2 separate regions of the Homo sapiens genome follow, and region 1 is linked to region 2. Evidence: read pairs that join two places in POLR2A ChIA-PET (ENCODE). Cell type or tissue: Panc1. All regions are shown on one strand. Each heading gives the region's core, and the rest is flanking DNA. Links, peaks and the distances in the headings are about the cores only. Region 1 overlaps MPV17L-BMERB1 (MPV17L-BMERB1 readthrough). Region 2 overlaps MYH11 (myosin heavy chain 11).

Region 1 (2,910 bases), core at 193-2,692, 190 kb before region 2:
ATGAAGCTTCACTCACTCACCCGCCACTCACCTCCTGCTGTGCGGCCTGGCTCCTAACAGGCCAAGGACCTGTACTGGTGGTGGCTCAGGGGTTGGGAACCCCTGCTTTATCAGACTTAGTTGGTCCAGTTTTTCCCAAAGTTGGGTACGCTCTGGGATGATTTTAGGCAGCATTTAGGAAAACATTAATTAAGAATTTTTTTTCGGCCAGGCATGGTAGCTCATGCCTATAATCTCAGCACTTTGGGAGGCCTAGGTGGGAGGATCATGAGGTCAAGAGATCAAGACCAGCCTAGCCAACATGGTGGAAACCCAGCCTTTACTAAAAATACAAAAATTAGCTGGGCGTGGTGGTGCACACCTGTAGTCCCAGCTACTTGGAAGGCTGAGGCAGGAGAATCTCTTGAACCCGGGAGGTGGAGGTTGCAGTGAGCCGAGATCGTACCACTGCACTCCAGCCTGGTGACAGAGCAAGATTCCGTCTCAAAAAAAAAAAAAGAAAAAGAAAAAGAATTTATTTTCAGGCAAGGCCTAGTGGCTCATGCTTGTAATCCTAGCATTTTGGAAGGCCAAAGTGGAGGATCACTTGAGCCTAGGAGTTTGAGTCCAGCCTGGGCAACATGACGAAACTCCGTCTTTACAAAAAATTAGCCCAGTGTGCTGGAGTGCACCTGTAGTACCCCCAGCTACCCAGGAGGCTGAGGCGGGAGGATTGCTGGAACCCAGGCTGCAGTGAGCTGATATCACGCCACTGCACTCCAACTTGGACGACAGAGTGAGACCCTGCTGAAAAAAATATATATAATTTTCATGTCTTTTAGGAACAATATTAGGTTTGCATTTATGGTGATGTAAAAAAGAGAATCAACATAAAGAAAAGTATTAAATAGACAATAAAAGAGAACACGCCTGTAATCCCAGCACTTTGGGAGGCTGAGGTGGGGAGATCACTTGAGGCCAGGAGTTCAAGACCAGCCTGTCTAACATGGCAAAACCCCGTCTCTACTAAAAATACAAAAATTAGCGGCTCTCGGTGGCATGCACCTATAATCCAAGCTACTCAGGAGGCTGAAGCATGAGAATCACTTGAACCTGAGAGGTGGAGGTTGCAGTGAGCTGAGATTGTGCCACTGCACTCCAGCCTGGGTGACAGAGTGAGACCCTGTCTCAAATAATAATAATAATAGAGAGGGCTTGAGGCATAGCAACTGTTGCCATGGTAACGTGCAAGTGACTGATGTTCAGGAAACACTGGCTTTGCTACCCTGAGCCACACTTTTCCTTCTTGCCTGCAAGGCGATAAGGATGTTGCACCTGGTGGCTGGTGTGAGGAGGTCAGGCGCAGCAAGAGGCAGCACACGTAGCAGTTACAGTCACAGACTTTGCCTGCGCCAGGGTCTGTGTCCCAGCGGAGATGCTTACCGGCTGTGTGGTCTTGAGCAAATTGCTCGACTTCTCTGTTACTCTGTGTGGTGTTTTCTGACGCCACTTCTGACACCAAATGTGTTTTTTCTGATACCAAATACGTGCCATTTTTCTACACTAAGTCTCTGATTCTTGGATGCCAACTGGGTGCCCAAGCAATTCAATTCAGCTATCACACTATGTCCTGGAGTTAGCATCAGGTCCTGCAAGTTAAAAGACCCCATCCCACCAGACTGCCCCTATCTCAGATGCCAGTCGCAAGTCCGGAGCCACCCACCCTTCTGCCTGGCCAATTACAAACTTGGGGGTTCCCACGACCACCTCCTCGGGTTTGATAGTTTGCTGGAATGACTCACAGAGCTCAGGAAAGCCCTTCACTTATGTTTACTGGTTTATTACAAAGGACAGAACTCAGGAATAGCCAAATGGAAGAGAGATGCATTGGGCAAGGTGTGGAGAGGGAGCCGTGCAGAGCTTCCATGATGCCCTCTCTGGGTGCACTGCCCTCCCAGCACACCAGTGTGTCCACCAACCTAGAGGCTCCCTGGATCTCACTGTTCAAGAGCTTTTATAATTCAGTCGCCAGCCTCCTCCTCTTCCTGGCAGGTCAGCGAGTGGGACTGGAAGTTGCCCGCCGAATTGTTTTTTTTTTTTTTTTTTTTTTGAGACAGGGTCTCACTCTGTCACCCAGGCTGGAGTGCAGTGGTGAGATCATAGCTCACTACAGCCTTGACCTCCTAGGAGTGAGCCTCCTGCTTCAGCCTCACAAGTAGCTGAGACTACACAGGTGGGTGCCAACATGCCTGGCTAATTTTTAATTTTTTTTTTTTTTTTTTTTGAGACAGAGTCTTGCTCTGTCACCCAGGCTGGAGTGCAGTGGCGCGATCTTGGCTCACTGCAAGCTCCGCCTCCCAGGTTCATGCCATTCTCCTGCCTCAGCCTCCCGAGTAGCTGGGCCTACAGGCGCCTGCCACCATGCCTGGCTAATTTTTTTGTATTTTTGGTAGAGGTGGGGTTTCACCATGTTAGCCAGGATGGTCTCGATCTCCTGACCTCATGATCCGCCCGCCTCGGCCTCCCAAAGTGCTGGGATTACAGGCTTGAGCCACCATACCCGGCCTAAATTTTTTTTTTTTTTTTTTTTGGTAGAGATGGAGTCTTGCTATGTTGTGCAGGCTGGTCTCAAACTCCTGAGCTCAAGTGATCCTCCTGGCTCAGCCACCTGAGTAGCTGGGATTACAGGCATGAGCCTCTGCATCCGGCAGTGCCCCCGACCACCTGTCTTTTTTTTTTTTTTTTTGAGACGGAGTCTCACTCTATAGCCTAGGCTGGAGTGCAGTGGCATGATTGCGGCTCACTGCAACCTCCGCCTCCCAGGTTCAAGCAATTATCCTGCCTCAGCCTCCCAAGTAGCTTGGACTACAGGCACGTGCCATCACACCCAGCTAATTTTTGTATTTTTAGTAGAGACGGGGGTTTCACCAT
Region 2 (2,910 bases), core at 173-2,672:
GGAGACAGAGGGTCATCTCAGTGCCGTGCAAAAGAATGAGAGCTCTTCCAGGACCCAGAGCTGCAGTCCTCATCACCACCCCTCTCTAGCTGTGTGACCTTGGGTCATTCACCTAACATCTCTGGACCTAAAATTTCCTCAGCTGCAAAATGTGGAGCATATCACCTGCCTAGGACATCTGTAATGACTGGCAAACAAATACACAAAGTAATAGAATTGAAAGGATGTCTGTGAACTGCAAAATTTTGCTTAAATATTAATGTTGGCTCTTATTTAATGAGCAGTTACTATATGCCAGGCCCTGAGCTAAGTTTTTTATATACATCATCTAATCCTCAGAGCAACCCAAAGAGGCAGGTGTGTTATTATTTCCATTTTACAAATGAGGAAACTAAGGCTAAGAGAGGGTAAGCAGTTTTACCCATGGTGTCACAGCCATTGTGTGATGGAGCCAGAATTAGAAGCTAAACCTTGACCTTGAGTCCATGGTTTTGTTTGTTTGTTTTTGAGATGGAGTTTCACTCCTGTTGCCCAGGCTGGAGTGCGACAGCGCAATCTTGGCCCCCTGCAACCTCCACCTCCCGGGTTCAAGCGATTCTCCTGCCTCGGCCTCCTAAGTAGCTGGGATTACAGGTGCCCACCACCACGCCCGGCTAATTTTATATTTTTAGTAGAGATGGGGTTTCAACATGTTGGTCAGGCTGGTTTCGAACTCCTGACCTCAGGTGATCCACCCGCCTCAGCCTCCCAAAGTGCTGGGATTACAGGTGTGAGCCACCGCACTCAGCCTGGTTTTTTGTTTTGTTTGTTTGTTTTTCTTATCGAGTCTTGCTCCGTCGTCCAGACTGGAGTACAGTGGAATGATGTCAGCTCACTGCAACCTCTGCCTCCCAGGTTCAAGGGATTCTCCTGCCTCAGTCTCCCAAGTAGCTGGGATTACCGACGCCCACCACCACGCCCGGCTAATTTTTGTCTTTTTAGTAGAGACAGGTTTTCATGATGTTGGCCAGGCTGGTCTCGAACTCCTGACCTCAGGTGATCTGTCTGCTTCAGCCTCCCAAAGTGCTGGGATTACAGGCATGAGCCACCATACCTGGCCCATGCACTGGGCTCTTCTGTATCAAAGGCCAAGCGGCAAGGGAGCAGAACGCTGTGCTCTATGTGCATGTGACACTGCACAAAACCCAAAGTGGGGGAAGTAAACCCCAGGGTATATGGTGTTGGCACAGCTAGCATAGCTATATGCTATGATACATGCTATGCCAACACCACAGATTGCATCAAAATACATTTATGTGTTTACTGAATGAATCAATGACCTAGTTTCACTAGAGTCAGGATTCGTGATCTGGCAGGCAGTTTGTTATTGTTTGTTCATTTGAAGTGAATCTTCAATTGAAAACCAATCTGATCAATTTTATTTTTAAAATTTAACACAAAAGTGATACACACACATACTTGGGAATTGGAGCTTGGGGACTGACTGATACACACACAGACAGGAAGGAATTTCTCAAGAATGTTAACTGGTGTGACTAAGGGTGATTTTTTTGTTTTTTGTTTTTTTTTGAGATGGAGTCTCACTCACTGTGTCACCCAGGCTGGAGTGCGATGGTGCGATCTCAGCTCACTGCAACCTCTGCCTCCCAGATTCAAGTGACTCTACTGCCTCAGCCTCCTGAGTAGCTGGGATTTACAGGCATGCGCCACCACGCCCAGGTAATTTTTGGATTTATAGTAGAGACAGGGTTTCACCATGTTGGCCAGGCTGGTCTTGAACTCCTGACCTCAAGTGATCCACCTGTCTTTGGCCTCCCAAAGTGCTGAGATTATAGGCGTGAGCCCGACCCTAAAGGTGATTTTTTTTTATGTCTGCTTTTCTATAGTTTTCAAATTGTTCTCTGAGTATATCCAAGCTTACCAATGAGGATGGTTTTGAATGCAGCCTGACACAGAGTCATAAACTTTCTTAAAACAGTATGAGATGTTTTTTCCAATTTGTAAAATTTTTTTAGTTGATCAGCTATTATTAGTGTTAGTGTATCTTATGTGTGGCCCAAGACAAATCTTTTTCTTCCAATGTGGCCAAGGGAAGCCAAAAGATTGTACATCCCTGGTATATACTACTCTTCTGATGAGAAATAAGATGATGAGGGTCGGGTGCAGTGGCTCACACATGTAATACCAGCAGTTTGGGAGGCGGAAGTGGGTGGATCACTTGAGGCCAGGAGTTCAAGTCCAGCCTGGGCAACATGGCAAAACTCCATCTCTACTAAAAACAAAAAATTAGCCGGGTGTGGTGGCACATACCTGTAATCCCAGCTACTCAGGAGGCTGAGGCATGAGAATCGCTTAAATCTCAGAGGTGGAGGTTGCAGTGAGCCAAGATGGCACAACTGCACTCCAGCCTAGGCAACAAAGCCAGACTGCCTCAAAAAAAAAAAAAAAAGAAAGAAAAAAAAGAAACAGCCAACCATGCTTCTATAAGTTAAAGCAAACCGCGGCCAGGAAGGTAAATGCACAGGGGCTGATGCACGATTTGCTTTGGGTTTGTCCCCTCTTCTGCCCCCATCCCATTGGTGCAGTGGGATAGCAGGATGGTGGGATTGATGGGCCCCTCACCTGAGCTCCTGCTGAGTGGCTGTGCTGTCCAGTGTGTCTTCCAGCTCTGTCTTTAGGGCCTCCAGCTCCTCGCCGAGGTCTCGCTTCTGCTTTTCAGCCTTGTTCCTGGCGGCCCGCTCTGAGTCCAGGTCCTCCTGGAGGTCTGAGATGTGGCCCTCCAGCTCCCGGATCTTCTTCAGGGCATTGTTCTTCTGAGCGATTTCATCGTCAAGCCTTCCAGGGAGAGACCCAGCAGAATGAACCCCCAGGTCCCTTGGTTTCCTCTCTTACAATGTGGCCAAAAACTTT

Evidence for each region. Peaks named below come from ENCODE experiments on the same cell type or tissue, not always from the same donor. Only the 100,000 strongest peaks of a DNase experiment are listed, where the experiment ranks them.
Region 1: POLR2A ChIA-PET joins it to region 2 with 11 read pairs; 2 of 35 experiments call an interaction of 5 or more read pairs at or near these places.

What each region holds. Positions count from the first base shown.
Region 1 is chr16:15,539,357-15,542,266 of GRCh38, forward strand. The region is part of intron 2 of MPV17L-BMERB1 (MPV17L-BMERB1 readthrough); the gene reads left to right. The region is part of intron 2 of BMERB1 (bMERB domain containing 1); the gene reads left to right. Among named protein-coding and RNA genes, the nearest start is that of MIR6506, 70 kb to the right of the region's middle. RefSeq lists enhancers at 1-261, 2,837-2,910. In Panc1, for the core only: no CTCF peak of the experiment used is centred there; no DNase peak of the experiment used is centred there.
Region 2 is chr16:15,732,744-15,735,653 of GRCh38, forward strand. It overlaps MYH11 (myosin heavy chain 11), which reads right to left. Exons shown (of 41, transcript NM_002474.3): 26 at 2,623-2,835. Among named protein-coding and RNA genes, the nearest start is that of NDE1, 84 kb to the left of the region's middle. In Panc1, for the core only: no CTCF peak of the experiment used is centred there; a DNase peak (open chromatin) is centred at 1,298.